Regions from separate parts of the Homo sapiens genome. Here all the other regions are linked to region 1. The links are chromatin loops, found by intact Hi-C in ENCODE. Cell type or tissue: HCT116. All regions are shown on one strand. Each heading gives the region's core, and the rest is flanking DNA. Links, peaks and the distances in the headings are about the cores only.

Region 1 (4,343 bases), core at 237-4,236:
AGTGATTAGACGTCATCGCATGTAGGAAGCAAAATGTTTGAGGGAATGTTGAAATGGAGATTTCTGTTTTTTCTTTAGTGGCTTTTTAAAAAAGAACAATAAAAGGAAATACCCCTTTGAAATCAAGATGTAAAAAATGAAATTGATTAAAATATAAATATCATCCCGTGCTAATATGCATTTAATAAAACCTTGACAAACGATTCATTTTCTGTGCCAGAAATCTTACCCTAAACTTAAAATATTCAGTAGATTTTTTTTTTTTAATTTACCTACTAACCTCGCTTGCTTAAACCTGTTTTGCCGTTAAGAAATTTCAGTGGCTGAACTGAAAAATAGCATTCAGGGTCCCTGATGTAGTTCAAGCCTCAAGAAAAGACAGTAAGAGAAGTAACTACAACAAAAGTTTATGGTTAAGAATACAAAGTAGATGCTGGAGATGTGATCTCAGGGGGCCTTTCATTTATAATAGACGCTGTATTCACAATAATATGAGAAAAAGGTTAAATACAGTAAACACGATAGCCAGTTCTGGAAAGATAAAAACAGTTTGACAGAAAAGGAGAAAGTAACTCAAGAACTCCACCAAGGGACAAACAGAGGAAATGACACTCGGATATCTCTAAATCCATTGACCTTTCATCTTTTTAAAAAGGGTCTTCTATCTGTAGACGTGTTTTCTAGGCCTTTATGATCAACCATTTCTCTAACCCCTTTCGCTAAATTTGATACTTCAGTCTTCCTTTTCTAAATAATTACTACAAACGATTGTCCTTTAAACATATATTACTTGAAAGAGTAAACATATCTGTGCATAACTATTCCAAGTATGATTCTGATCCTTGAGACTCTGAGAAACTTTAGATATATTTTACAGCCTTAAATCCATGCTTGTAGTATTAACATGTTTAGTAGACTGAAATGACTAAATTATTCATTGCAATAACAGCCTTTTTGATAGACATTAAAACTCATCAGTTTAAATAAGGAAACCACAGATTTCCTTTTAAGCAGGTAATAACTGCTTGCATCAGTGGTTATTTAATTGGTTTCTAGCCAAGACATAGAATAAGTTGTGCTGTTTAAATCAAGAAATCATATGCAAAGCTATATTTTACAGTGTATCTATAAAAGAAGCACACAGAAACTAAACTAAGTTGATTCATACTATCTACTGGATAACTATAAACATTTCCACAAGGCCGATATGAAAATCTCATTTACAAAAAAAAAAAAAAAAAGAAGAAGCTTTGAAAAATAAAATTTTAAGTGTTTATTAGCTCACACGCTGTCTGGTTTTCAGATTTCAATAGAGTGTTTTAGGTTTTAAAATAACACAGAATAAATGATTTTTACCTTAAGTTTAGCACATATTGACAGTTGATTTTTTATTCATTTTCTAAAGGTTTACATGCCAAAATATGTGCAATATAGCAGAGATTTACAAGTCATGACACACATAAAAAGATCCAGTCAGTGACTATAACTGGCATTTGTCTTTTACTTACAAGATCATTAGTTTATGAATTTTTTCAACTTTACATTAATTTTCATACATTTACAAAAATGTAAGTTGGGGGCACACAGTATTTTATAAAATCTGGATTACTTCTGGGAAAAAGACCCTTGATAGGTTAAAAGCAGTACATCCTATTATTTAGGGTCATCTGAAGCTATCTCCTTTCACTATTGATGGTAAAATTAGACCTACCAATGCCCTTTGCAGTACGAACTTGGGAGATTTGCATATTTTTACTATCGTGGCAGGATATATCAAATACTGCTGTGGATAATGACCTCTAAGCTAGATAACATGTTAAGGATTTGGGGGAGAAATTTCATTATAATTGCTTGGACAAATTTAATTCCCAAACAAATGACCTTGCTTATAACAAGAATGGTTGAAAATTATGTATTAGCTTTAGAAGTTTTAGCACCTGGCTGTGTCGACCTAGCTAGGCCACTTCTTATGTTCATTCTGAATAACAGGCGGTAGAAAACTTTATTCAAACAAATTTGATTGATTGTAATTAGGAAATACATAATGTGGGATGTTTCTAGAATGAGAAATATAAGAAATTTGACTATTTCAGCAGCAATGAATTTTCTAACGACAGATGCTGATACTTATAGGGCAGTCATTGAGAACTTTCCCCAAGTATTTCTGACTGTGGCTTCTGGGCCTAACATGGAATTGTACCTCTTGGCCCCCTTGTGGCTAGATGAGGCCATTAACCAGTTCCGGGCAGCCCTAAGTGGAAGAGGAATTTCACTTCCCTGGGAAATACGGGTGCTGGTATGTAGTCATTGTTCAACTCTGTATAAGTCAGACTGGTTGTGAATTTGACTTAGGACCAATACTTGAAGAATTCAGTAAACTTCAGGCTGACATTGATTTGGGAAAGTGGTAGTACCTTTTCGATACCCATTTCAGTGCTTTTAAAATAAATCATCCATGTAAAGCTGAATTAAGAAGCATATCAAAGTAGATAATATGGGTTCAACAATACATCCCTATAAATCAGCAGGTGTGGTGTGCTATCCAGTCACAGAGAGAAATACAATTCCATTCACAAGACAAGTTCTTCATAAAGCTACACACATTTGTATCTGGTGATTTTTAACACTATCAAACTGTTTAGTTAATATTTTTTCTAGTAACTGGTACAGAATTTGACACTCTGAACAGGACTCTTTATAAAGTATTGTTGACTCACAGTGGGATGGAAAGATAAGCATGATTCTTTGTATGTATGTTTTTTTTTTTCTTTCAGTTCTTTTTATTTCTTGGTTTGGTTGTGTAACTGATTCTCAATATTGTCTGCAAATGATTGGATAAAAAAATTGCAAAAATATAAATACAAGCTTGGAATTTGAGTAACATAGGTATAAAATAGTAAGTGTTTTGACACATTATTAAACTAACAGCACTGATTACTAACAGTATATGTTATCCAGATCTTTCTGTTCCTTAGTGATTCTTTACCTCTCTTTCCAGATGTTAGATTATGTCTGCCTGATCATGTCTGCCAATTTGGAAGGAAGGAATAGTCCTTAACCCTGCCTTTTCAGTGATATCTAATATAAAGCTTCTCTTTTTCATCTAATACCTAGGCAGCATTGTGCTTTTTTTTTTTTTTTTAGATGGAGTCTTTTTCTGTCACCCTAGCTGGGATACAGTGGCTCACTGCAACTTCTGCCTCCTGGGTTCAAGCGATTCTCCTGCCTCAGCCTTCTGAGTAGCTGGGACTACAGGGGCGCACCACCACACCCAGCTAATTTTTGTATTTTTAGTAGAGATGGGGTTTCACCATGTTGGACAGGATGGTCTTGAGCTCTTGACCTCATGATCCACCTGCATCGGCCTCCCAAAGTGCTGGGATTACGGGCGTGAGCCAACACTGCACCTGGCCACATTTTTTTAAATAAAATATATTTAAAATATAAGAGAGAGGTTAAGAGCAAAATATGCCGAACTGAAAAAGGTATCACTGAAACTAAAGCCATGCCCTTGTTTCTATTTTATTTTCTCCTATGAAACGGTATTTTCTAAAGGTCTATAAATGAAAATTGCTTTGAACTAACAAAAGTTCTTCTCTGCAGGCATCCTGGCAATTGTTTCCCAGTTCCAGAATTACCCTCCTGGCCAGACTGATTGTGATGCCAATGAGGCTCGAGCTTTCAGGGTCTCTTACTTGTACCAGCTTCTTCCAAGACCTTGAAGTTGTGGTGCAGTGAGGGAGTGTTTGCACAGTTATGAGTTTGATATTTGCAAGAGTAAGAATTTTAACTACGATAGGTTAAGAGCACGTCTTTATCTCATTCCAGTTTCCTCTTTGCCACACTACTTGTTTAAATTGTGTTAGAGAGATCACAGGCATTTTGAGGATCCAGCTAAGGGAAAGTTGAGATGGGGATACATTTAATTTGGATGTGTTAAAATGTATTTTTATGAATTCACACTCCTGTTCTCTCACAGTTCAGTTGTTGCTAGCCATCATAGTGTAGAATGGCTTCCAAGAATTTTCGCAAAATCCACTTTGCCAGCTCATCAGTATGGTCGTGCAAAGGTGCAGCGTCACAGGTTGTGATGTGATAGGTTCCCAGGCCTATGTGGGTGATAGAGTGCAATCAAGGCTTAAATGTATGGAGCCAGAAACTAGTCTGTAGAAAGCTCTTTCAATTATTAGACATGAAATTCCAAGCTAAGAAGGTGCTTTCTTATTGATGTTGAAGGGTTCAGAATATGCGACAGTGGCATAAAGGACTATTTTGAGTTGAAGACATTTGAGAATCAACAGCTGCAGAAAGAAGCTTTTTCTAAACTCTGTCTTTTTAAAAGC
Region 2 (4,343 bases), core at 188-4,187, 130 kb before region 1:
CCAGTTATGTATTTCTATGCATTCGGTTAATTTGTGTGCTCCTTAATAAGTTATTTCTGGGTGCCCAACCCCATATACAGAGCACCATATAAAATATTACAAGTAATAAAGAAATTATTTCCAATAAATTTATACCTCTGCCTATCATATTGTAGATAGCTGGAACTGATACTAAGAGCAGAGGTGGAAGACTTGAGCCCAGATTTTATTAATGTCAAATATGTTTTCCACATCAGATTCTCCTCTCATCCTCATACCCAGCTCATGGGACCAACGGTCTTTGTCTTTCTTCCTTCCACTTTCTCTGAAATTATGTTCTCAGACTCAACATTCCTAAAAAAATATATAATATTAACCTGCTGACACCTATTCTAGTGGTAAGGGTCTTAAATGTATAAACCAGAGGATTATCTGTCTCAATGGACAACTCAGGAGAATATTAAATTTGATTTTCAGTTTTTAGGGTGGTAACATCCCCTTTGTAACTACACTATCCCCAGATATTAGCCAAGATGCACTGGAAATTATAAGGAGACAAAGATAAGTCAGGGTTAGATAACCCTGACCTTGCCCAGCATAGTACTTGTTTATATCCTTATATTCTAGGGTATATGTGTTATTTTACATTTTCACATATACAGGGGGGTAACTCCAAACCCACATTTACAGGGCAAACATTCAAGCTACCACCTATTTCCATCTATTTGTGCTTAATGCTTAAGGCTGAAAATGTTTCAAAGAGATCACAAAATCACATCACGTCAGAAAAACAAGTTTCTTAGAATGTCTGGAGGGTAATGCTTTAGATAGATTAAACTAAAACATCATATCAAAGAAGTTGCTGGACTGCAAAACATAATGTTCTTTTTAACTGAAAAGATAGAGCACAGAACTACAGAACAAGAATGGCAGAGATATTTAATTTTTTAATGTCTAAACAATTTAGTTCCTTGAACTCATTATATCAAGATGAAATTTGAGAAATCATTTCCCCTATAAAAACCTCCGGAAAAATATATTACTAGGAAGCAAATTGTGAAGTCTTAAGGTAAAATAAGTGACTTTTTTTCATTGTCTTTCTTTGTGACTGTCTTAATCTAAGGTTATTATCTTGAAAAGAACCAAATTATACTGAAAAATGAAGGTTTCTTTCTTCAATTTAATTCTGTTTCTTTTACAGAGTACATTAGAACTATGAAAAAGTATTTTTAGGCAGGTGCAGTGCTTCGAGATATATATATCAAGATCAGTTGCATTTATTTAAATTCCATAGTCTTACGTTTTAAGTGTATTTTTTAGTTGTCATTTAAAATGCTTTTGCAAAAGAATCGGAATTCCCAAAAACTGGGTCCTTATGCATGGCAGTGTTTCCTTGAATATGAGAAAGCAAACTCTTGGTTTTGCAGAAAAAAAAAAAGGGCCAAAGAAATTATATGAGAGCAACTGTACGTCCTTTTACAGCTAGAAGTTGGCTTTACACATTCCACGACTCATAAATAAACAGAAGAGTTCTGTGAACTATATGCAGATGGCTGGGTCTACACTGGGAGGCTTTTGTAATGACTTTGGTTTGCTTCCCTGTTTTGCCATCTCTTAAAATATCTGCAAAAAAAATTTTGTTCTGCTCCTCAGAAATAGGACAAGTAGAATCCTGTAACTTGAGAATTTGCCCTCTGCGTAGTTGGGGCTTTATAAAGCTTGGAGAAATCCATTTTTTTTCTCATTATTGTTTCTATAAAAATATCTACCCCCACAACTATCATAAAAATGCTTTATGTTTTAAATATTTATTGTTTTATTTTTAAAGGATAATACAATAACGGAAGTATGAGATAGATGAAGCTGCAAGGTGGTCAAGGGACGTAATAAGGCAAAGAGGGGAAAAATCCCACAAACCACATAAAGGAAGCGATGAGATCAGCCACTTAAGTAAGCGAGTTTAAGGTTACCACACTGGCACTGAGCTAAGGCATTCCTGCCAAGTCCAAATGAGAAAAGAAGTGGAAAGAATAAGGACATCCGACAGAGCAAGGCAGGGAGACAAGGCACCAAAGTCAAGTGGAAATGCTAAGACAGCAGTTTTGTGTCTTTTTTTTCTCCTACCTGATTATGGCACAGAAATCCTAGCAGGCAGATAAGGACATTAGATTAAAAAAAAAATAACTGAAAAGAAATGCATACCAATATTTATTATCATTTCAGTGGTGCAAATATTTTGTTCAACTACCCCTACTCCTCCAAACAGTTACAAAACCACACACACACACACACACACACACTCATCATCATTGCTACTGTCGCACTAATCATTTGCTTAGCTAATCATAAAGCCTCTTTCTCAACAGCAAAAGCCTAAGGGCTTTGGCAATGGAAAAAGTATTGGCATTTCTCTGATGTATATTCAAAAACCCATATTACAATTCTTAATTTAGCATGCATGAGTCAGCAATAGATATACTGTATCTTTAAAAAGACATGAAGGTTTCCAGTCAAGCCTTTTAAAGCTTTACAAATAACATTTCAAGAGGGTTGAGAATATAGACTAAGATAGCAGATGGCTTTTAGTACAATACTGCTCCAGGATCCTTTGATTTTATTACTTTTGCTTTTGATGGTGCTCTTTTCTGGTTTGTTTTGATGACTTTGTGGCCTAATGGACTGAAATCAGACAGTGAAGCTGAAAACCCTTAAGTCCTAATGACATAGAGTGACTTATTGGGTGACCTGGGGTAAGTGTTACATTTCTCTCATCACAGGTTCTATGGCAAAAAATAAAAATTACCGTGACCCCCATAAGGATGGGCCTAGGATGCCAATAATTATTATTCAACTTGCATAATACGAAATCATACTTGCTGCCACTTATTATTTCCATGAGCCAGACACTATTCCAGGTATTTAGCATATTTTGCAGCTTACACACAATAGCTATATAAAAACTATCGTTACTTCTGTTTTACATATGAAGAAATTAGGCCCAAGAAATTTGAGGACTGAACTTAAGTCAGCTTGACTACAAGTCCCCTTCTCATTCCTTTTGGCTATATTATCTCTACTAATGAATAATGATAATTCAGGTCCAAAATACTTAGTAATTATTAATTGGTTATGTACACACATATATATAGAGAGAGTATACTACATAATACATAGCAATTATTATATATAGCAATTGTGATTATTATATATACTACATATAACATAGATATATACTGTATATTTAATAATTATTAATTGGAGAAACAATATTATAAATTCAGGATGCCCTTTCATACTAGTGCTCTATTGTTACTTGATTTTACTCAGTCTCTGCCTACTAATGTAATACTTCAAAGTAAATACCTTAAAAAAAGAAGGATGGAAGGAAGGAAGGTAGGAAGAAAGTAGGGAGATGCTTTTCTCCCTATAGTCCATAAATTAGTTAGATTTTTCAACATGTGGATGAGTTGATTTCTAAGAAACGTTGGCCCCTGATCTGAGGGTATAGTCTTGGATGCTAGACTTTCTGCATTTAGTGGTTCTCAGTTGAACTATTTTCCCTGTAAATCACTGTTCTGCCACAGAAAATAAGATCCACAGTTCTTTCCACTTCCAGGATGTGCATAGAGAGAACCAATCTGAATCTTCACTAAAGAAAAAAAATACAAAGACGGAAAAAAAAGAAAAAGAATTCTTGGGCTGCCTGAGCTGCTCTAGCAAAGCCAGGGACTGGCTTCTTAATTGAGTGCTGTTTTTCTAGATAAGCTTTCTGATAGATCACTTCCACGTGGCTTAATGCATTGTCTATGTTTATTTTAAAAGGGGGAAAAAAAACCCTTTAAAATGTGTTTGAGAAACATTGATAAGTTAAGAACGAGGCAAGGGATTTGACTGGAATGATTACAGCCCCTTCTGAATGCTAAGGTGTCAAGAAAAGGCCTAATTTAAGTACATCTCCCAAGAGTTCATTCCAGAAAAGGAAGGATCTAGTCATTGAGTTAAAATAAAAAAAAAATGTATATCAAATTCCTAATTCCAGTGCCTGGGGAGAACCACATGCCTATGGTTTCTTTAAAAAATGTTTTATTTTTCATTTCATTTTGCCTGCCATTCATTCAGCAAGGGCCTCAAAGCACATTAGAACATTAATTTATAATATTTATGCATATGTAGCAGAATTCCCTAAGATTTTAAGGACTCACTTGCCAATGGAAAATAGGCCATATGGAGCACCCAGGCATTCTGTACACAACTGAAGTCGATTATCTCTCCTAGCCCCCAGCCCCAGCATGATGAAGAAGATATTTCGCTACAATATTTTGGAACTTAACATGCTCTTGTGGATTGCTAATGCCAAATTGGAA
Region 3 (4,343 bases), core at 75-4,074, 520 kb before region 1:
ATTGCCTTAAAATAGAGTAGTGGGAAAAGACAGTGCAAAACACCAATTCTACTACCTAATATCATTAGTGGAAAAATTTATTGTCACTGGAAGTAGTGTATTGCTGACAACAGCTTTGGCGAAGCCACATCTGTTTATCCTAATGCTTAAGGGGTAAGATGTGTGACACGGAATGAGAATATGCCATTTGATTTGCTGCTATTACCTGACTTCAAAAACAATGGGTAGGTGCATAAATAAAGGCAAACCATTATTACAGTGCAGCAACTGGACCTCCTTTCAAAAAGCTGAAGCTTTAAACAGACTGCAGAATTGCTGTACCATGGTAAACAATATTGTAATACATTCTCTTAATGTCACAACTTCTCATTCTCAAATAAAAATGCTTTAAAAAAACTTTTAGACATGACTCTTAAATGTCATTTTTAATGTGAATTTCCTTTTATTATTTTATAAAAATCAAGTCAGATAATGTCTATCCTTTTAAGCAACTTTTCTTTCTAATTCATTTATCGGTGTGTGATATAATAGTTTATTGAGAAATCACTCTATTTTGACAAACAAATAATATTAATGGAGGCAGGGAAATACCGGGTAGAAGAGGGTGGCTCCCCAGCAAAGGCCTCACCCTCAAGCCTGGAAATTCACAGCCTTAAATGGGAACAAGCATTCCTGTTTTTGCACCCAAATTTGCCTTTTGGCCCACTACACCCCTCCATCCTGTACTCATATAAACCCCAAACCCCAGGATCTACAAACAGATGAACAGAAGAATGGAAAGGCAGAGGAACAGAGGAGTGGCACGGCAGAGAGGTGAGAAGAGAAAGAACATCTGAACATCAGGTGGAGTTCGTCTGGGGATCATAGGAGAGGGGATCAGCCGCAGGACAGCCAAACTCCAAGGAAAGATCACCTTCCCACTCCATCCCCTTTCCAGCTTCCCATCCATCCTGTTGAGAGCCACCTCCATCTGGCAGTAAAATCCCCCTAATTTACAATCCTTCCTGGATGCCAGATGAGAACGCAGGTCCCAAGAGGGCACTGAGCTGGTTAACACTTAAGCTGTCTGTGAACATCAGAGCTAAAAGAGCACTGTGACACACCCTCTAGGGCTTTGGGAGTTGCAAGCACCCACCCCTAAATGCTAGCATGGAGGTGGAGCCCCAAAGCACTCTCCCTGGTTCCTCTGGCTCCTGCACCTGCCCATCTGTGTGTTGCCCCTCCTGTAAGGGATTTGAGCATGTGGCAGCCCAACAGATGAGCTTATCCCTGTTGCACATCCTGCAAAAGGTCAGGGAACTCTCCCATTTTAATACGATGTTTTTACCAAATATAAAAGTTTTCTGAATGCCGATTGAGATGAAAGAGAGTCCCTTTGAGGTTTATGTTTGGTTTTAAAGAAATATTTGATAATTTCAAGAAACAAATGATGTCCTAGAAACAATATAAGATTATAAGTAAAACACATGTTCGGAGATGAGTTCTCATTCTGAGAACCAATATTTGTCAAAGCCAGCATTTGTCATTCATTCTTACTCAACTAAGTCCACTCTGGAATTATCCAGAATCTACAAATATGTCTTAATGTTAGAGTGCTCTAGAAATAATACAAAGAGTAAATTTATAAAATAGTACCATTTTAATTACTGTTCTTTATATGCAATCATTCGCATTTCTGAGAAGAACTGTTACACATTTTTTTTTAAAGAGACAAGTCCTCATTATGTCATTCAAAATGGAGTACAGTGACATTATCTCAGCTTGCTGTAACCTCAAACTCTTGGGCTCAAGTGATCCCAAGCAGCTGGGACTACTACAGCCATGTACCCACACGTCACTATTTTTGTTGTTGTTCTGTTGTTCTTGTTAGAGAAGGAAGTCTTGCTATGTTGCCCAAGCTGGTCTTGAACTCTTGGCATCAAGCAACATTCTCTTTTCAGCCTCCCAAAGTGTTGGGATTACAGGTAAGAGTCACCCTGTCCAGAGTTGTTACACATTTTTTAAAAGGACATAATCATAATAAATCTAGACATTTTAGTTATACAACAAAATTAAACTATACAGAAGATAAGTCTGTTTATGAAATTATTCCCCTTAGTCTATACCCATAGTGGCTGTGAACAAACCAGGTGCAAACCCCAAATTGTCACTCACTAAGTAATTGTCATGTGCCAGGTACTGTGTTAGATCATCTATGGGATTCATAAAATTACAAAACATAGCCAATGCTCAAAGATCACTTATCCAGTAAGAAAAACAAAAATACAAATAAGGCACTGTAAGCAAAGGTAATGTGTGCTCTGAGAGAGTAAAAATTATTGGGAGTAGAACAGAGAACATTTGATTCTACCCAGGAAGGTTGGAAGAATTCCACACCTTAGAGGATGAGTAATTTGTAAGTCATTGAAGAGATCAAAGAGAATTCAAAACAGAGATAATACACAGAATGAAGATATTGGCATGATGTTACATGGAATATTCTGGAAAATCATGAGTCACCATTGTTAGAAGTGGTTACAGTGTCTGGCAAGTGGGGCAAGGGATCATGATTATAAGTAAATCTGGAAATGTGAAAGGTCCCTCCCTTTATGCTATCCACATGTGTTTTGAAGAATCTGAATTAGTTTGAAACAATGTGTACATGTATTTCACATTATCTATTGTTGATTAGAAAGAGGCATTTAAATATCAGGGAACCAACATAAGTTTAGCATCAACTCACTACCACGTGCTAAGCACTAATGTGCTCACCATTCATTGTCTGCTTTGATGTTCTCCACTACCTCACAAATTTTTATTTCTCCTGTTTGACCAGTCAAGAAGCTGAATCTTACAAAGTGGAAATACCGTCTAGGACTGTCAGAGTCTTATAATAGACTAACAGCATAAGCAGCGTAGACTACTGATTAGGAATACGAACTCTGGAGCCAGACTGCTTAGGGCCAAAGCCCAGCACCCACACATGCAAGGTTTGTCATTTTGAGCAACGATTTAATAATCTCTGTGACTCACTTTCCTCTTCTATAAGTGGAAATAATGATAGACCCTACTCCCTGGGGTTGTATGAGGTACTACGGATATGAAAGATGACACAAACTACCTCTCCAAAGGAAAATAAGACTTGAAGGTGAAATATACCCTCCCAATTGGAAATGTAAATTTCTGTAAATGACAATGACCCTACTTTAGTCTGTATTGTGTGTCATCCCCACAAACTTCAAATTTTTGCATCAGCATATCTCCATTTTGCCAAGGAATTTGAAATTGAGAGAAGCCAAGTAGCGTTATCAGGTTTCAACAGTTATAACCATAACAAAATTGGAAGTCAAATAAAGGGCTGCCTTCATGTGGTATCTGTGCAGCTTTTGCTGCCATTCTATCAGCCTGGGTCTGTTTGAGACAGTCCTCGTGGCTTCAGGGGCCTGGGGCAGAGGGTAGAGAAGTCGTCATAGAGATGCAAGAAAATTCTTTTAAAGGGTGAATAAGAACTGAAAATGTATTCAAAGGCAGGGAGAGTTTGCCAGGGGGAGGAGAAATCATGTGCAAAGAGATCCAAAAGAAAAAGTACATTCAGGGAACAGAGAGCCTTGTTTTGTTGCTGATGCTCGTAATGCTGGTGATGAGGTGGAGGGAGAAGGCGTAGAGAGGTAAACAGGTGGCAAAGCTTATGTGCCATTCTATGGCTTTGATTTTTTTTCACTCAGAGCTCTGGGGAGTCATTAAAGCTTTCTGAGCTGGAGAATGGCATAATCAGATTTGAATTTGTAAGAGCTCATTCTGGCAGTGGTGTAGAAAGGGCTAGACTGTAGACAGGGAGATTGGTTGGAAAGCAATTTAATGAATTGAAGCCATTGGGAAGGAAAATTAAAGGAAAGGGTGAGGTTGCAGAAATATTCAGGCCTTTTTTATTTTTAATTTTTATGGATACATAATAGTTGTACAATTTTAAAATATAAAATAAATATATTTCTATAGCAAAAAAGGAGAAATATTTAGTTCTAAAGATTATTTTATTTTTCCAAAGGTAAGTGACTCCCTCATGTCCTTTATATTCTCTGGCTTTCTCATAATACCTCATGGGCCATTGTGTCCTAGCTAGAACTGTCTTTCTGAACAAAAGATAATTTATTTTCCTTTCCACTTTCTTTAATTAGCTCAATTTGCTTGTGTTACTTTTCACTATTTATTAAAATAATACTTTCAATTTGTTTAGGTGTTTACATTTAAACAGACGCATTTTTGAGAACTCTTCCTTAATCAGAAGATTTTCTTTTTAAACGTAGAAGTAAAAGCATCAAATTATGCCCAGGAAGAAAAAAACCTTAAGAAAGGTTTCTAATGTG
Region 4 (4,343 bases), core at 109-4,108, 240 kb before region 1:
ATTGATTTTTTCCCTCCCAATTTAATTCATATTCTTTTAACATCCTTTCAGTGTCTGTGGTTTTTAATGACATGTTTCCTTCATTTTGTTACTCCTAATTCACCTTTCCAAAATTATTTTGCTTCTTTTTTCTCAAAGATTTTTTTTTTCTCCTTAATTTGGCCTCTTTTCCTATCTGTCTTTTTACTTATCCACTGTTTTCCTTTAGTGGTAAATTGATACAACTGTTTTCCTATTCAAGCATAGCCTCTTTATTTTCCTATAATCCCATGTATAATTTTCATAATTTCCTTTCCTCAAATCTTTAAAAAAATTTGGTTAAATTTTCTTCTTTCTGTGTGAGTTACAAGTGTTTCTGTGCTTCCTTTCCTGCCATTAGATTTGATAAATGTTACAGGATTTGAATTACCAATTTCCTTTTCTGGGGATGAAATTATTTTATATTGATTCAGTTTGTAGTTACAGGTCCTAAATTATTTTAGGAAAAGTAATAAATTATTTCTTATAGAAAATATATTGAGTAGTCTATGAAGCTAATAATGGCCAAGAGCAACAAGCTAAGTAGGGAATAAAAACAGAATAGAGAGAAGTATGGGTGAAGGGAAGGGCCCATGTTCAGGAGAAGAAGACAAAAGGCTGTTTTGTGAACATTCATTCATTTAATCAACATTTAGTGAGTAACAAATACTGTGGACATTGAAGAGCTCATAAAACATAAGGTGGAATCATTGCCCTCTAGTAACTCAAGAGGTGAGCATGAACGAGAGTACTGCTTTCCTGGGGAGAAATGAGGAGAAGCTGTATAAGGCATGTCCCACTTGAGTCAATCCTGAGTGATCTTGTCCCCTCTCAACTTCGCCACCTCTCAGTTTTCTTACCTATTACATAAAATGAATAATAATTTCTAACTCATTGTTTCTTTGTGTGGATGAATCAAGAAAATGGAAGTGAAACTCATTAACATTGTGCCCATACAAAATAAATCCTCAGTACATGGTTGCTGTTATTATTTTTTGTATGTGAATTTTCCAAACAGCCATGAGTAAAGTGCCTTCCAGACGGAGGGACCTAACCGTGCGAAGACCTGTGGACATGAAAGATTGCACCCTCTGGGAAAGATGCAGAGCACAGAGTGCAGTGTGTGCTCAAGGTTAAAACAAAATATAAAGGCAAGGAATATGGGTAGAAGTGAGATCATGAAAGATACTCAATGATCAGAGCTTTATCTAATAGAAAGCCATACATTTCTAAATGAAGATTAATGGTCCAGACTAACATCCATTCCCTTTTCAATTTCTCCCGTATTCCAATGCATTCAAATACAGTAGAAAAATGGAATATGATCTTTTAATGTTCGGTGAAAATGTATGTAAATTGAAATGGTTTGCTTTGTTTATGTACACAGACAAGTCTTAATTCTGCTACCGTTTTAAAGAATACTACAAATAATGCTGCTATACACATACACACCCATAGACACACTATTTTTCTAAGTCATCTGCCAGGAATCTTCCTAGCCCAAAGGTAGCATTTTAGTCATGTGTCTCAAAGAACCTGAGAGAGTCACAAGACTATAAGCAAAGCCTGATACATCAAAACAAGCCCCTGCAGGAGCTGGGAGGACTCGTTTCACTAGTGAAAAAAGAAGTCAAGAAGGCGGGTGCTTCCTGGTGATGACTGAGTGTTCATGTTTTATAGGTTATGACTCTGCTGGAGTTTGAGCCCTGAGGGCCTAGCTCCTTTCAAAATATAGCACCCTGAATGAAGGATATCTTGGACTGAACAAACAGTCCCTAGTCCCCTCTGTCTCCCTCAAATGCCACCAGCTGAGTTGACGAAAGAAAGTTGCAGAAAGTAATTAGCATGCATTCAGCTTTCACATCTGAATGGCATAGCTTTGTAGGGTATTTAGATTTATTAAACTAGCTTATACCTAATTTTCTATAACCAGATGAGTATTATAATTATGTGCATAAAATTTTGTGCAATGCTTTTGAAGATGCAAATGCTATTAAATTTTGAAATAAAATTCACAGAAATATTCCTGTTTTATACTTTCAAAGATGTGTTATATAACGATTGTTTGTAGAATGTTGAAAGTGGCATATTCATACATACAAGTTCCATTTATTTTATACATATTTTGTTGAGGAAACTGCATAGCAACTTTCCCTGAGAATAATATCATTAATTCTTCTAAACTCTATACATTGAGAAAAATCTACCACTGTATAGGGATTTAGGTAATACATAACACGGTGAAACATATAAACTCAAGTTGAACAATTCTTCCATATAGAAGGCTCTGTGTAGTGAATGAATGCACCTTGTAAATGTAAGAGACAGACTATTAATGGAGAATGCAGAAGAGGGGCAGCTACACTGTTTCATGAGAACCACCATACCTGTTGATTAATGGAGAGGCCTTAACAGCACTCTTCTTCCATGCGTCTTGCCATGAGGAAAGGGGAGGAAGGGAAAGGTAGTGATGGCAGCAACACCTGGGGAAGGGAGATGGGGAAATATGTAAAGGGAAAATCAGCAGCCCCTATACAATGGTGTCCATCCATAGACCTCGCCAATAAAACAATTTCCAAAAACCCTGAGTTTGTTTGCTTTCTTTAAAAAAAGAATCTATATAAATTTCAAAGACAATCTAAACAAATTAGTATTTTGAAATGTGTTAATTTGAACAGTCTTTCAACTATGATTCTCCAAATCCAGGGACCCAGTTGGCTGCTACAAAATGAGCCACCATTTTATCCTCATTTTTTAACTAGGCAGGACCTTCACATATGGGCATAACTTTTTTTTACAACAGAAAAAAACTATAAGATGACTCTAATACCAAATAGATATGTATTTTCTTTCTAACATACAGTAGGATTATCATCTCATTCTGTCTCTACCTAGCTGTTATATAACTGTCTCACAATGCACCTTCCTTTTCATGTCCTCCTAAGGACATGTAATTTTGACATGAAAACAACTTCAACTTATTAACTTAATAAAAAAAATTAATTTAACAGAATCCCTATATACTGGAGGAGGTCAAACTAATAAAAGTTTTTAAAATGTTCATGTTTTAATTATATTTTTGTGGACATGGTTTAATCTGGACTATGTATACTTTCAAAAAGTATAAATGCACAGAATTTTATAAAAATAAATTAAATTGTATACCAAACAGTTGATGGCAGTAAATTATTTGAATTTTAATAAAGATTAGTTGTTTTAATAACCTCTGCAATACTACCACTGCAAAACAAACACTGGTACAATTTTTTTCTCTTAGAATTTATTTTAAAAGAAATATTTAACTTTGTATGTTTATATTTAAATGCAAATCATATATAAAAAATGTTTCTCTTAAACTGTTTCTTTAGAAAAGCTTTTATACACAGTGAAGATAAACTTGCAAAAATAGATGTGTATTTTATGAAGAAAAGTAATGTAAAAAAATGAAATATAGGAGAGAATTAATTTTCCTGTGTGTGACTTCATACACAAATATGTTTCTTAGTGTATTAGATACACAAGGGCTAGGACATTGATGAATTTTTCTCTAAAGACAGGGCTATTCATGAATACGTGTTTGCATTCTTGTTTCTAAATGTGAATCTAACCTTTAATCCCAATGTTTGGGAAAGCAGCTATCACAAGGATCATTAGGGTTTGGAAAACAATAATTCTTTTCGTTTAGCCTTAATCCTGTTTAGACAGGGTGTCTCCAAATTTCCCAGTTTTCAACTCCTCTGGTCTTTGACACACTCCTTATGATTAGCCATCGTATCTAGTTAAAATAACATGACCCACCTAAGGCTTAGGCAATAGTATTAGTCAGCCCTTGAGTTGAGAAATTTGGAAACTAATTGGTTGTCATAAGAGATTAACATCAAAGAATTCTGAAGGCATATGTAGCATCTAGGCCCTCTGATGTAAAAGAAACAACTCAAAGTAGCAAACTTAATTTTAAACTGATATTATTGAGCATATACTTTTTGCACCATTGCTTGGGATTCTATAAATTTCTATAATTTTGTATTTAACTTAAAACATTAATTGATATTGCATGTAATATTTTAAAGTTTGAATTCCCCTTCAAAGTTAAAACCTCTGCATTTCAGTAAAATAAAGTTGAAAAAATTAAACCTAATTTTTTGTACATTTAAATATTCCTCAGTGATTATTTTGGGATCAGAATTTTGTCTTTGGAAGAAGCAAATGTGGGAATCTCATAAGCCAAAAACCAAAAAGGAGGAGAATCCACATGCTCTTAATTTGTGGCCAGATCTTGCATCTAGCATGAAATATAGCTTTTTTTTTTTTTTGCATATGAGTTG
Region 5 (4,343 bases), core at 151-4,150, 960 kb before region 1:
CATTTCCTTTCCTTGAATATATTTCCTCTTTCTGTATTCACTTTCTAACTCTGCTGAACAAGATTTTAACATGGGCTTTGTAACTTTAATATGTTTTTGATGACCCTTAGAAATAAATGGTAAGTGACATGTGTACTGTATAGCCTTATAAAGGAAAAAAGGAAAAGTGTGTCTCCTTAGAAGTCAGTACCCTAGTTGACTTTTGATCACAAAGAACTCCGTAGACTGCATCTTGTTGCCAGTATTAGAAATACAATCTGAAGGAAGCTTTACATTGGTAAAAATATCGGTTAACTAAACTGATATCTACTAGCTATTTACATAATCAAGCTCTCTCTCTCTCACACACACACACACCATGCTTCATCTACAAAACTTCATGCCTGGGGTGCAAGCTAGTGATAACTGAAATCCAGAAATAAATTCTACATATTTGGAATTACAGCAGGAGGTTTTTGGTGTGTATTTGTTTGTGTTTTTACTTTTAAGTAACCTACAAAGAAGTCCTAAGAAGTAACCCTAAGTCAATAAGAAAGTGATGGATATGTCACACCCACTGAAGCTATTTTCAAGTGTTTTAGATTTCAAGAGTTGTAGGAATTCTATTTTGGTTTTTTGGATTTCACATAGATTCTATTTTGGACCCAAGCATTTCACAGGGTGCTATTTTGGATTAAAAAAAAAAAGCTTTACTTAGCTATTTAAAAATACACTAATTGAGCAAGGTAGGTGGATGTAAATTCAACCATGGCTTTTGTGTATAGCAGGGATCAAGACACTGTACATGCAAAATACAGTGTCTACACTTAGGATATGAACAGAGATGTCTTTAAAATAGGTTTTGAATAAAAAGATATTATATAATACAACACTTGCCTAAACATTTTTGATTTCTTTTTTCTTTCAGCTACTTAAATTATATTAACTCTTAAATGATATTCTAACATATAAACACGTTTTTCATTAATCAATTCTACCAAGAACATGTAATGTACATTTGAGTCAGCTCAATGTACGATAGCTAAATTTTCAGTTATATGGTATTGCACAGGCAAACATATCTAGTTTGGCTGCATTAAAATTTGACCCTTGCTGTAGCCTGAACAAAAGGGATACTCTAGAAATTACCCAGCAATTGAGAACAAAGGTTCTGAATTGTCTGTCTAAACAACAATTACCTGTAAGAGTAAACTCTGTGGGTTATCCCCAGTTTCCATTTCAAGAACCTATTCTCAATCCTCTGCCCTTCTCTGAGGTGGGGATGAAGGGTGGCTGATCTGATATGTTACATCACCAGATTCCATAACCAACTGGCTTTCAGCAATAACTTTTTTTTTCTTCTGAGAAGGGGTCTTGCTCTGTCGCCCAGGCTGGTGTACAGTGGTGCTATCTCTGCTCACTGCAACCTCCACCTCTTGGGTTCAAGTAATTCTTGTGCCTCAGCCTCCCCAGTAGCTGGGATTACAGGCCTGTGCCACCATGCTAATTTTTTGTATTTTAGTAGAGAAGGGGTTTCATCATGTTGCCCAGGCTGGCCTCAAAGTCCTGAACTCAGTCAATCCACCTGCCTCAGCCTCCCAGAATGCTGGGATTACAGGCAGGAGCTACTGTGCCCAGCCTCTTTTTTGACAATAATTGCATTCCTTCACAGCACCACAAGGTGGCCTTTCCTTTTGCTCCCAGTATCATTAATCTCTGGTAACATAATTTCAGTCCCAGTAGAAGTAATGCTTCCCCAGTCCTGATGATGTCTGAGATCCTCAGCATCCCTTACATGCTCCCTTAACTTTGTCCATGCCTCTGTTTGAAATTCCTAACATTTGAACCACCTGTGAATTTTGTTTGCTTTGGTGATACTGACTGATATGTTCAGTGTATCCAGTTGATGACAATAATTTCTGACCTGCTCTTTGAAATAATTATGCTGTAAACTAAAGAAAACTTAATCATACAAGAACAAGAATTCCACACTGGATTCCACACCATTTTTCTAAGTAATATATTGCTTAATATAGTCTAAGGACAGGCACTATCCTTGCAGACAATTATTTTTATACACACATACTCAGATCTTATGTACATAGATCACCATTTATTTTAAGGTGAGACTCTTGTTTTCAAAGTGCAATATGTAACTCATGCTCCTCTGCTTATCTTTTCCTTAGATACTAATAGGAGATTGTGGCCATCCTGTTATATCTTACTCTATAATTTCAGGGAGTTCACAGATAATGTCATATATGTTTTCTCCATGTCCAGCGACATTCCTTCATCTACCCTAGTCATGGTCAGTGCTGAAGTCTTGAGGACCTACACAGTGTAATGTGCATGGGAGGTCTCTCCTGTCTGCATGTGAATGACATTCTGACAACTACTGCCAACGGGCTAAAGCTCTCAATAGAACTCATATACGCACAGTAGTCTTCTGTCAATCAAAGCCATGCCTTACTGAGGAGACTGCTACTCTCCCTCACTTTGTGACTACTTTCTTATGTAACTAAAAAAGCAATATTGCTCAGGTTCCCAATCTATCACTAGAGTTCTAGTAAATATAGCTCTTCCAGACATCCCATCTCATTTGCTTGACATTTCATCAAAAATCAAGGAATTCAGGTCAAGGGCCCAATATACCAGATACATAGCACTGGTTGTTCTTACCTTGTTTTTGTTTTCTTAAGTGTGTGTGTTTCGTCACACCTGTTTTAACAAACCCTCATGCAAATTTTGACTCTGTAACTGAGCTGACAAGACACGCTTAGACCTAGCTGAAACCAAGGGATCCAGCTGAGACCACTTGACCTATACAAATTGAGGTAAAGGGGGTCAGAATCATGGAACCGGGTATTTAGGTGTTTTCTTCCTCATGTTGGGAGTATAAAGTCATATTTTGGAACACTCTTAGAATTCTGTATGTATTAATTACATTAGACTCACATGGGCAATGCCTAAATTAATAATGGTAGATAGTTGTTTCTTCTACCTGCGTCACACACATGAGCAGCATTTATCCAACTGATATTCATAATTTGTCCTTATTTTTGGTTATATTTATAACCAAAAATTCATTTTTAAATCTTAAATCCCACGACCTTTTTTTTCACAAATTATATTGAAATCCTATATAATTTCAGTGTACACCTTCATAAAATAGTGCTTATGTGGAATAATGTAGCTATTCAACTTTATCTCTCATGTTTTAGGCTAACAAAAGAGTTAGTTCCTTAAATATTTTCCAAACACCATGTAACAATTTTGATTTTCAGAAGCTTAGATAATGAAATGGAATACAAGATGATAAATGAAATAAATTAGAACCTATTTTTTGATTCAAATTCTGAAAGAAAATTTTAAGATCAAATAAGAAACAATTTTATATTTAAAGCTCCTTTTGCAGCTATTAATTTTAAAGTAAATTCTTTGTATAATCACTTAAGTTGTTTTATTGCAGGATGCTCCTTCAGTCACCTACTCATAACCGTGCAGTTTGCTTATTTTTATAAAATTGTTTTTTCTGGACAATAATTTAATTTACATTAAATCAAAAACTTTGTGGGATGGGATCTGGAGAATGTTAAGAAGAAGCACTGGTGACTCTAATGCTTTCTAAAGTTCCTGTAGTTTCTTCATAGATGGAGCTGGAAGCCACTATCCTTAGCAAACTAAGGCAAGAACAGAAAACCAAATACTGCATGTTCTCACTTATAAGTGGGAGCTCAGTAATGAGAAATAAAGGGAATAACAAACACTGGGGCCTCCTTGAGGGTGGAGGGTGGGAGGAGGGAGACAATCAGAAAAAATAACTATTGGGTACTAAGTTTAGTACCTGGGTGATGAAATAATCTATACACAAAACCCCTGTGACACATTTACCTGTATTGAAAAACTGCACGTTTCCCTGAACCTAAAATAAGAGTTAAAAAAGAAAGTTCAAGTAGTTTCTTTAAGCTGGAAACTATTTTACATTAGTCAAATAGAAACTATTTTACATTAATCCTTATATTGCCAATACCTACTGCAGCACCTAGAGCAAAAAAGGTAAATAAATATCACATAAACTAAATCCATGAGTTTGGTTAAATAAATAATGGTGTTGATTGATTTCTTTGCTCCCAGTTTCTCTTTGATGTGACTTTTATCCTACTCAACATGCTTTTTTTATTCTCTAACATCTGAGAAGTACATAAATTCTCTTCTCCCTTTGCTCCCATAACCCATGACTCTTGATTTTTATCCTACCCCATAGGCCAATTTTTTTTATTTTTATTTACTGGCTTTTCTTCTTACAAGGTTACTACTACCATTACTATACTTCTTGTAAGGTTACTATAAGTCAAAACGGTTAA
Region 6 (4,343 bases), core at 139-4,138, 74 kb before region 1:
TAGGCTGTGAACGCTCCCTGTTCAAAGAATGCAGTTGCCATTTTCCTCATTCCATCTAGGTTCCAGTGGCAAGATACTCATTTTCAAAATGTTTTTTGACACAAATTATACATATATACAGGAACATACGTTAAGCCCACAAAGCAGGTAAATTGGAAAAGAATTTCCCTTTTTTTCTGTCTACAGCATGTATTTATTTATTTATTGTTTTTTGTTTGTTTGTTTTGTTTTGTTTTTTTTGAGACAAGGTCTCTCTCTGTCATTCTTGCTGGAGTGCAGTGCTGTGAACACGGGTCACTGCAGCCTTGACCTCCCAGGCTCAAGCAATCCTCCCACCTCAGCCTCCTGAGAGCTGGGACTACAGGCACCTGCCACCACACCCGGCTAATTTTGTTTTTTACTTTTTGTAGAGATGAGGTCTCACTATGTTACCCAGGCTGGTCTTGAACTCTTAACCTGAATTGATCCTCTCACCTTGGCCTCCCAAAGTCTGAGATGACATGCATAAGCCACCATGGCCAGCCCTGTCTACAATATTTAAAGCAGATCTTCTATATCAGATTTCATCTTCATCCAATATTTCTGTATGCTAGAACTAATGAGTACCTTTCCCATCTTAAGTAATGCAAGTTGAATCCATCAAGCTACTGGTTATGTGATTTAAGGAACCATAAAATTCCTCTCTGCATCCCTAGATAGTTCTCAATTTATTAATTACTATTTGGCATCAAAGCTCTGAGGCCCTCCTGTTGAGTGTGACCTCTGGACTCAAAGTCCAGTTCCACTTCCTGCTAGTTCTGTAGCTTTACTAGTTACTGAAACTCTGTGTATCTCATTTTCCTCATCTGCAAGATGGGTATCATGAACATAATAGTATCTTCTTCAGGAGGTTAACAAGAATATTAAGAGAGCAATGAATATATCGCCTCTACAGAATTGACTCAGTAACTTAAGTTTCAAAAGTCATCAGAGAAATATTAGAATCAGTTCAACTAAAGTGTATTTACCAAACAGGGAAGTGAAATAATAGCATTCAAAAAAATAACAAGAACTAAAACCAAAAGCAAGGTTTTGATCCTTAATAGCACATTTTGGATTTTGTTTTATATTTTAGTGACATTTTTATTCATGCGAGTCCAAATCTAATGATGGATTCTGCACATAAGTTTTCAGTTGGTGATTCTCATTCACAGCTGTTCTTCTGCTGTAGATAGCCATTTTCCTTGAGCCAAGTTTAGTCTTCCTTTTCTTTTCCCCCAAAATAGAGGCAAGAGGAAAGGGTAGAAGGTTTATTTAGAAACAGGGGGACATAAGAGAGATTTGGTAGGTGGAAGTCTGCAACTCTCTCGTCTAATCTTCTAAGGAAAATAAGGAATTAATGGGACAAAATTAGATTTCCTTATCTCGGTTTCATCAATGGCCAGAAATTCACCTAAATAAAAAATTCAGTGTGACCAGTGCTCTAAATAAGGCTTTCTGAAGATTATCCACCACACCTTTGGGATTCTGAAAGTGACACTATTTTGCAAGTCAGCATGCTTCAGAGAAGGAAAAAAAAACCCTCTATACATGCTTTCATTTTGCTTCCTACTGGTTCCCTGACCTTTCACAGTTGGAGTAGTAGCAGGAAACTAAAATAAAAGCACTATTTTCTGTGTGAGGCACTTTGCAAGTAAACATTAATCGTGAAATTAAAAGTCACAAGACTTTCTGCCTGTTGCTTCTTCTAAAGCAGAGAGTTACTATTAGATGAAAGAGCCTACAGCAATAAACATCAGGGGCTAGTGTTTCCTTCTCTTCTGAACTCAATCAGGCTGATCCAAGTCCAGAAATGCCTTTGAAGTCAAGGAGACCTTCATGTGCTGATCAATCCTTGCAGGGGTAAAGAGCAAGAAAAACTGGTTCTTGCACTTTAATATTCTGCCAGGCAATGCATTCAACTCGATGCAGAACAAAAAGGTTTCCTCTGTTACAAATTGAGTGATTTTGTACTTGGGTACTGCTTGCTTCAATTAACTTAGGGGGGGACCTATTGATCCCAGAACACGATAACTTATACCTCAGTACATATTTCCATTAGGTTAAACTAATGGTGAGGTAGCAACAACTGTCAATTCATACTGTCCCTTGGTCTTGCGCTTGAGGTCAATTTAAGTGGAAACCAGCATGTGATTCTCTTAATATGAATGATCAATATTGATTATTAAGATGATGAATATTAAGTATCTGTTTGAAACATTTCTAAGTTACCAAAACCTTTGAAGTTAAGACTTAAAATTGTCTTAAAAATGATAGTGTATTCCAAAACCCAGTTGAAAAGTCTGAATACCCATGAACTCAAAAAATGTGTCCCTCATGTCTGGCTGTTTAGTGGCACAGCAAAATTTGACATCTAGACTTCTAACTTGTTCAGAGTGTTTCTCTCCACACACTCTCATAATTAACTCAGTCAAATCTGTTTATCTTAAGTGTCTAAGATAAACTCTTTTCTCTCCATTCGTAAAGCTGTAGAGAGTGTATTCTAAAAGCCAGCAATATGAACCTATTTTATGTCCCATTATCTTTTAAGAGACTGTTAAAATAGGAAATATAGGCATTTTATAAAGTAGTTTTTTTTATTATTTTGGTCACAAAAAATATTCAATACAACAGAATTATACAGTTTGTTGGCTTATAATTTATTATAGTATCATAAATAAGGACAAAAATCCCTGTAATATTACAGATAGGGTACTAACTGCAGTTGATTGTCACATAGAAAGAAGAGGTAAAAATTTTAACTATAAAGTCAATCGGCAAGATAAAAAGAAACGAGTACAAATAGCGGAGAAGAACAGTTTCAAAATTATTATGGCACATGGTGACTACACAAAAACATGTCAGTCTGCTTTAAATATTCACTATCTTGTTCATGTTGATATATCATTACTGGTTATATAATTTAGGTTGAAGAAAAGTGGGGGAAAGCACATGTAACTTATTGGTAGAATTAAAAAGTTATAGTTAGAACACAGATATTTCCCTATTTTTTTCTATAATAGCACCCATGATTCACATCCTGCCGCTATGTGAGACAGCCTGAAGGAGGACACTATGAGTTTCCAAGTGTCTGCAGACTAATTTCACATGAGCCTACTCTCATTATTTTCAGGCGTTGGTATCATCTTAATTTAAACGGCTCAATTGCATTAAATATTATATTTAATTGGCAAATTGTTGAAGTAGTCATTCTATTTTAAAATTGCTTCCTTTGTGAATAATAATCTTTAATAATGATAACAGAATGGCTTAAGACAGTTTACTCTACCTCTTTACATTCTAGGTAACAAACCAAAGTGCAAATGCTAATCATTAAATTTTACCTCCTTCCACTTGTACACGCACACATAAGTGCATACACATACCTTCACACCCATACAAAAATTAGACTTTATACAGTATCTTCAATTGAGCAAGTAACTGTAATGCAAAGAGGTACTTCCAGCATGCAATTCATCCTCAATAAATTTAAAAAGGCCCTCTTCTGCATATATAAATGTGTAGGATCACAAATTTAAAAGGACAGTTTCTTATTGATATAATGGCCATACATTCCTAGAACACTTACATAGTTAACCCCAAATTCAGTTGGAAACTGTGTAAAATGTCTGTGACATATACTGTGATCTATCTTCTGCTTTTACACCGTCATAAGTTATGTTTCAACAAGTGTAATAATTGCCTAAATTTTACTTCCTCTCACGTTCACTAGATTCTCACTTTCCCTGATTGGCAATAGTATTTCTTCTTAATGCGTTATTAAATAGCATTGAATTGTCTAATTTTCTCGGATTTCAATCCTGAGGTATACATTTCCATTTTCTTTGTTGATCTAGCACAGGCTCAGGTGATTTCTATATAATGCATCCAATTAGTTCAAACAAGGCAAATGAAATCCCATATATACTAATCTCCACATTATTAACTATAAACAGTAACAAGATACATATCCACACTCTTTGCTTGAGTCCATTCAAGTGCAAACTGAAGAAAAAGAATTTCCTGTTCTTCTTTTCATACTCCTGAGTATGGCGATATCTGATTCTGTTTCCCCACAGTAATTGATAAGATTGCAAAACCTCTCTCACATCCCTCCTTTATTCCATATTGAGAGCTTGATTTTTTTCACTTGTTTAAAAAGCACAGTTTGATTCCTTTTTGCAGAGATCTTATTTTAAAGCCTTTTTTGTTTTCTTCAAACTCAAAGCTTCATTTTAATCAGTTAGTGATCCTGCCCCTTGGGAATCGATTTCTTTTTACACAAGACAAATCCAGGTCTATTAGGATCCAACATATTGAGTTGG
Region 7 (4,343 bases), core at 179-4,178, 320 kb before region 1:
AACTCTGATCATCAGCCAGAAAACACCCATCATCTATCTGTCACTTGTCACATAGACCTGTCTACTTGAACTGCTGCCTCCTTCTTTCACCATACTATTATGATATTATAGTTCCTCTAGGTTTCCAGCATTTAAAGCAAAGTCCACACCACAAATGCTGGCCTCACAGCAGAGAAGGGGTGGGAGAAGTGAGAACTGGCTAAATGTCTCTAGAGTACACTCACCAGCATTTCTTTTAGAAAAGAGAGCAATGGATATGAAAGAATGATTGCTTTCAGTGGGAGAAGGTAAAATATTCCCAACTACTATCAGCCATGTGTCTATATTCTAGAGCATTTCTTCCAACACTTGAGACTTTTGAATATTTTAATCATTGAAGATACAGGAAGAAATAACACATGGCCCATATTCTCAAGGCACTCATCAATTATTAGGTTCCCAGTAACATAGAACATGGCTAGACTTGCAAATAGAAGTATGAACACAGTGTAGTGGGACCAGGGAGATCCCCTTCCAGGAGAGCTCCTGATATCTAAGCTGAACTCTGAATATCAATAATGGCAATATTAGCAAGTAATCGCTGCTTAACTAGTATATGCTAATAATTAAGCAAAATATTTCATGAATTTATTTAATTTAATTCACAATTTTTAGGTTACATTGTTATTCCCAACATACAGATGAACAAACTGAATTTCAGGGAGATCAGGCAAGAGTTTTCAAGGATAGAGAACAAGGCAGAGATGGGGTTAGAGAAATGCAGAAAATAACATGAGACAATTAAATAACATTAACTCAAAACGCAGGAGATGATGTTGGAGAGGTAAAGATGGTAGTAAGGTATTGATATGGTTTGGCTATGTTCCCACCCAAATCTCATCTTGAATTGTAGCTCCCACAATTCCCATGTGCTATGGGAGGGACGCGGTGGGAGGTAATTGAATCAGGGGGGTGGATCTTTCCCACACTATTCTTGTGACAGTGAATAAGTCTCATGAGATGTGATGGTTTTATAAAGGGGAGTTTCCCAGCACAAGTTCTCTTCTCTGGTCTGCCACCATGAGAGACATGCCTTTCACTTTTCACCATAATTGTGAGGCCTCCCCAGACATGTGGAACTGTGAATCCATTAAAACTCTTTCTTTAGTAAATTGCCCAGTCTCCAGTATGTCTTTATTAGCTACGTGAAAATGAACTAATACAGGTATGGAATTTTCAAAGTCGTACTGACTTTAGAGTTACAAGCACAACAGAGTATGCTATTAGTGCAGTATAGTGTTTTGCACACAATAAATAATCAAACATTTTCGATGAAAGAATGAACATTATATAGTTCACTCTCTAATTCAATTTTCTCTTTGTAATTTGCCAAGTTGACCTCACATGTATGTAAAAATGTTAGTTTCAGAGTCTTTTGGGGATAGGATCTTCCATTATCTTTATACTTCAAGAACTACAGGCTGGACACAGTGGCTTGCACTTATAATCCCAGCACTGTGGGAGGCCGAGTTTTGGGCAGAAAACTTGAGGTCAGGAGTTTGAGACCAGCCTGGCCAACATGGTGAAACTCTGTCTCTACTAAAAATACAGAAATTAGCCGGGTGTGGTGGTGCACACCTGTAATCCCCGCTACTGAGGAGGCTGAGGCAGGAAAATAGCTTGAACCTAGGAAGCAGAGGTTGCAGTGAGCTGAGATTGCACCACTGCACTCCAACCTGGGTGACAGAGTGAAACTCCATCTCAAAAATACAAAAAAAGAACTACAATTTCTCAGTTTCTATGTTCAGTGAAAAAGACCAAATGAGACTTAGCAAAGTACAGATTAAGCTATTATAACAATAAACCCTTCACATTTTGTGTAAAACACATTTATAATACCTTATAAAGTTTCTATCTTAGCACTTCCTAAGATTTTGTTCAAGTTTAAGGAACAAAAAGCATATTAACCCAGACAACATGTGCTCTGGTAGGGAAAAAATCAAAGGTGAAAGTCCACTTACAGGTCTTATGAACATTTAGTGATGTCAGCCAAGGAAACCCTTATCGCTACCATAAATATATTTCTAAAACCTGCCAAAAAATAATTACACACAAACATTTTGAAATCATTTGAAAGCCAAGAAAATCCTTCCACATCCTCAAGGAACTTTAAAGAAAACATGTTTTAAAATAATGAACTGCCTCCCATTTTCCTCTATTAAATGATTATCTGATGTCAGATACTTGTCATCAGTTGTAGCTTAATTACATGGTGGCACTACCATTTGGGGAATTATATTCTAATGTCATGCTCGCCTAAAAGTAATTTGCATGCAACCTGCTCTTTGGTTCTGAGGATGATATCAGCCACTACAGAAGCAGAGAGCAAAAGTGTTATTAAGAAACATAGATGTGGCCGACGCTGTGGCTCAAGCCTGTGATCCCAGCACTTTGGGAGGCTGAGGCGAGTGAATCACTTGAGGTCAGGAATTTGAGGCCAGCCTGGCCAACGTGGTGAAACCTCGTCTCTACTAAAAATACAAAAATTAGCCGGGCGTGGTGGCACACGCCCATAATCCTAGCTACTCAGGAGGCTGAGGCACGAGAATCGCTTGAACCCGGTAAGCAGAGGTTGCAGTGAGCCGAGGTTGTGCCACTGCACTCCAGCCTGGGCAACAGAGTGAGACTCCGTCTCAAAAAAAAAAAAAAAAAAAAAAAAGGGAAAAAAGGAAAAAAAACATAGATGCTTGCTGAGGTCATATTGAATTGATGCTACCGCATAAGCTAAGGACAAGTACATATCTTACTGGAAGAGATGCCATCTCCATGTTTCTCCCATGAGAGCACAGATTCCTAAAGAACCTCATCGATCATTCAATGAAAAGTGACCTGAATTCTAATTTTCTTCTGCAAAACTCTTCTTTGAAATATTAGAAAAGCTGTTGATTCTCTATTCCCTAATCTCCCTGTCTCAGAGTTGAGGATACAATCTCCCACATCACAAGGGTGCAATTAATTAAGGTGTAAGCATTTTCCAACCTGTGGATGCAGGTAACAGGTGTAAATTACCATTTGAAAGAGTGATTCATGTCACCAAGACTAACTGCTGACTAGGGAGGCTTAAATCAATCCTATTTGAAGTTCTATTATTTTTTTTAAATGCTGACAGAGAATCCACACTTACATACAGCATTTCACAGATAAGATATGCTCCCTGCCCTCTGGGTCTGCCATGTCAGTGAAACAGACGGCGAGATTATAGGATAAATGTGGAAGCAATGGGCAGGGAAATGATGAAATGACGATAGATTTTTACAATCCTAAAAAAATTCTGGAGTAGCATTACTAGTAGGTAAAATGAGACTTAGATAATATTAAAGTAGCAATTTCTAAATTCTGATGTTTATCTGAAATTTTGTAAAAGTACTGAGCGGCTACGCTTTAGTTGTCTTCATTGTAAAAATGTGTTTTCAGAATAGGTAACATCTCCCCTGCTATATTTACAATGAAATTTGAAAATCAAAAACCATAATATTTAATGCACACAATTTCTGTTTATATCGTAATTATTGTTAAAGTATATTACTAATAATGAACAATCATTTCCTTTTAAAATTAGGTAACTTGGCTTAGATTTTTGAGGTGATGCATGAGGGAAGGTAATTTTCTATAAAGAGAAGCATTTAATATGCCTCTGAAGCCAAGGTCCAACTCGATGTAGAGAATTAAAGTAAGGGATAGAAGATGAAAGGGAAGATGATGGAGGCAGGAGAAATCTATTAGGGAGGACTATTGTGGCAAGATAGGATAAATTGAGTTTTTGCTGGATGGGATAAATCTGGATAGTTTTTTGTTTGTTTGTTTGTTTGTTTTGAGACAGAGTCTCACTCTGTCACCCAGGCTGGAGTGCAGTGGTGTGATTTCCACGCACTGCAACCTCTGCCTCCCGGACTCAAGCAATTCTCCTGCCTCAGCCTCCTGAATAGCTGGGATTACAGGGGCGCATCACCACACCTGGGTAATTTTTGTATTTTTAGTAGAGATGGGGTTTCACCATGTTGGCTAGGCTGGTCTCGAACTCCTGACCTCCGGTGATCTGCCCACCTCAGCCTCTCAAAGTGCTAGGATTACAGGCTTGAGCCACCACACCCAGCCTAGATAGTTTCTAATATAAAAGACAAAGAGCTACAGAAAAGTAGCAACTGAGTATAAAAGTGAGTATGAAAGTGGAGGTGAGAAATTTAGGAAGCACTGGGAGTTAAAGGATTGGATGGAGAAATGATTTTAAAAGGGGGATGTCGGGTAATGCCTGTAATGATTAAACTGTCTATGCAAGTAAGGGGCCATGTTGAATAAAAAGCATT

What was found. Peaks named below come from ENCODE experiments on the same cell type or tissue, not always from the same donor. Only the 100,000 strongest peaks of a DNase experiment are listed, where the experiment ranks them.
Region 2: a loop joins it to region 1, with 4 times the contacts of the local background. A loop is called at or near these places in 7 of 110 quality-filtered maps.
Region 3: a loop joins it to region 1, with 4 times the contacts of the local background. A loop is called at or near these places in 2 of 110 quality-filtered maps.
Region 4: a loop joins it to region 1, with 5 times the contacts of the local background. A loop is called at or near these places in 15 of 110 quality-filtered maps.
Region 5: a loop joins it to region 1, with 4 times the contacts of the local background. A loop is called at or near these places in 35 of 110 quality-filtered maps.
Region 6: it touches region 1 in a loop (2.1-fold over the local background); 9 of 110 quality-filtered maps call a loop at or near these places.
Region 7: it touches region 1 in a loop (4-fold over the local background); 17 of 110 quality-filtered maps call a loop at or near these places.

What each region holds. Positions count from the first base shown.
Region 1 is chr4:30,712,491-30,716,833 of GRCh38, reverse strand. It overlaps LOC124900844, which reads left to right. Exons shown (of 1, transcript XM_047416545.1): 1 at 1-203. Among named protein-coding and RNA genes, the nearest start is that of PCDH7, 5.7 kb to the left of the region's middle. In HCT116, for the core only: CTCF peaks have their summits at 581 and 2,222 (motif pointing left); DNase peaks (open chromatin) are centred at 583 and 2,223; H3K27ac peaks cover 2,998 bases.
Region 2 is chr4:30,837,966-30,842,308 of GRCh38, reverse strand. All of the region lies in intron 1 of PCDH7 (protocadherin 7), which reads right to left. Among named protein-coding and RNA genes, the nearest start is that of PCDH7, 120 kb to the right of the region's middle. In HCT116, for the core only: no CTCF peak of the experiment used is centred there; DNase peaks (open chromatin) are centred at 1,948 and 2,310; H3K4me3 peaks cover 1,732 bases; H3K27ac peaks cover 4,000 bases.
Region 3 is chr4:31,235,533-31,239,875 of GRCh38, reverse strand. No RefSeq gene overlaps it. Among named protein-coding and RNA genes, the nearest start is that of LINC02497, 67 kb to the right of the region's middle. RefSeq lists an enhancer at 2,117-3,316. In HCT116, for the core only: no CTCF peak of the experiment used is centred there; DNase peaks (open chromatin) are centred at 2,445 and 2,905; H3K27ac peaks cover 4,000 bases.
Region 4 is chr4:30,948,278-30,952,620 of GRCh38, reverse strand. All of the region lies in intron 2 of PCDH7 (protocadherin 7), which reads right to left. Among named protein-coding and RNA genes, the nearest start is that of LINC02497, 220 kb to the left of the region's middle. In HCT116, for the core only: no CTCF peak of the experiment used is centred there; DNase peaks (open chromatin) are centred at 1,630 and 3,810; H3K27ac peaks cover 4,000 bases.
Region 5 is chr4:31,671,834-31,676,176 of GRCh38, reverse strand. No RefSeq gene overlaps it. Among named protein-coding and RNA genes, the nearest start is that of LINC02501, 170 kb to the right of the region's middle. In HCT116, for the core only: a CTCF peak has its summit at 1,667; a DNase peak (open chromatin) is centred at 1,676.
Region 6 is chr4:30,786,820-30,791,162 of GRCh38, reverse strand. The region is part of intron 1 of PCDH7 (protocadherin 7); the gene reads right to left. Among named protein-coding and RNA genes, the nearest start is that of PCDH7, 69 kb to the right of the region's middle. In HCT116, for the core only: no CTCF peak of the experiment used is centred there; a DNase peak (open chromatin) is centred at 1,832; H3K4me3 peaks cover 999 bases; H3K27ac peaks cover 4,000 bases.
Region 7 is chr4:31,033,603-31,037,945 of GRCh38, reverse strand. The region is part of intron 2 of PCDH7 (protocadherin 7); the gene reads right to left. Among named protein-coding and RNA genes, the nearest start is that of LINC02497, 140 kb to the left of the region's middle. In HCT116, for the core only: no CTCF peak of the experiment used is centred there; DNase peaks (open chromatin) are centred at 2,425 and 2,785; H3K4me3 peaks cover 841 bases; H3K27ac peaks cover 4,000 bases.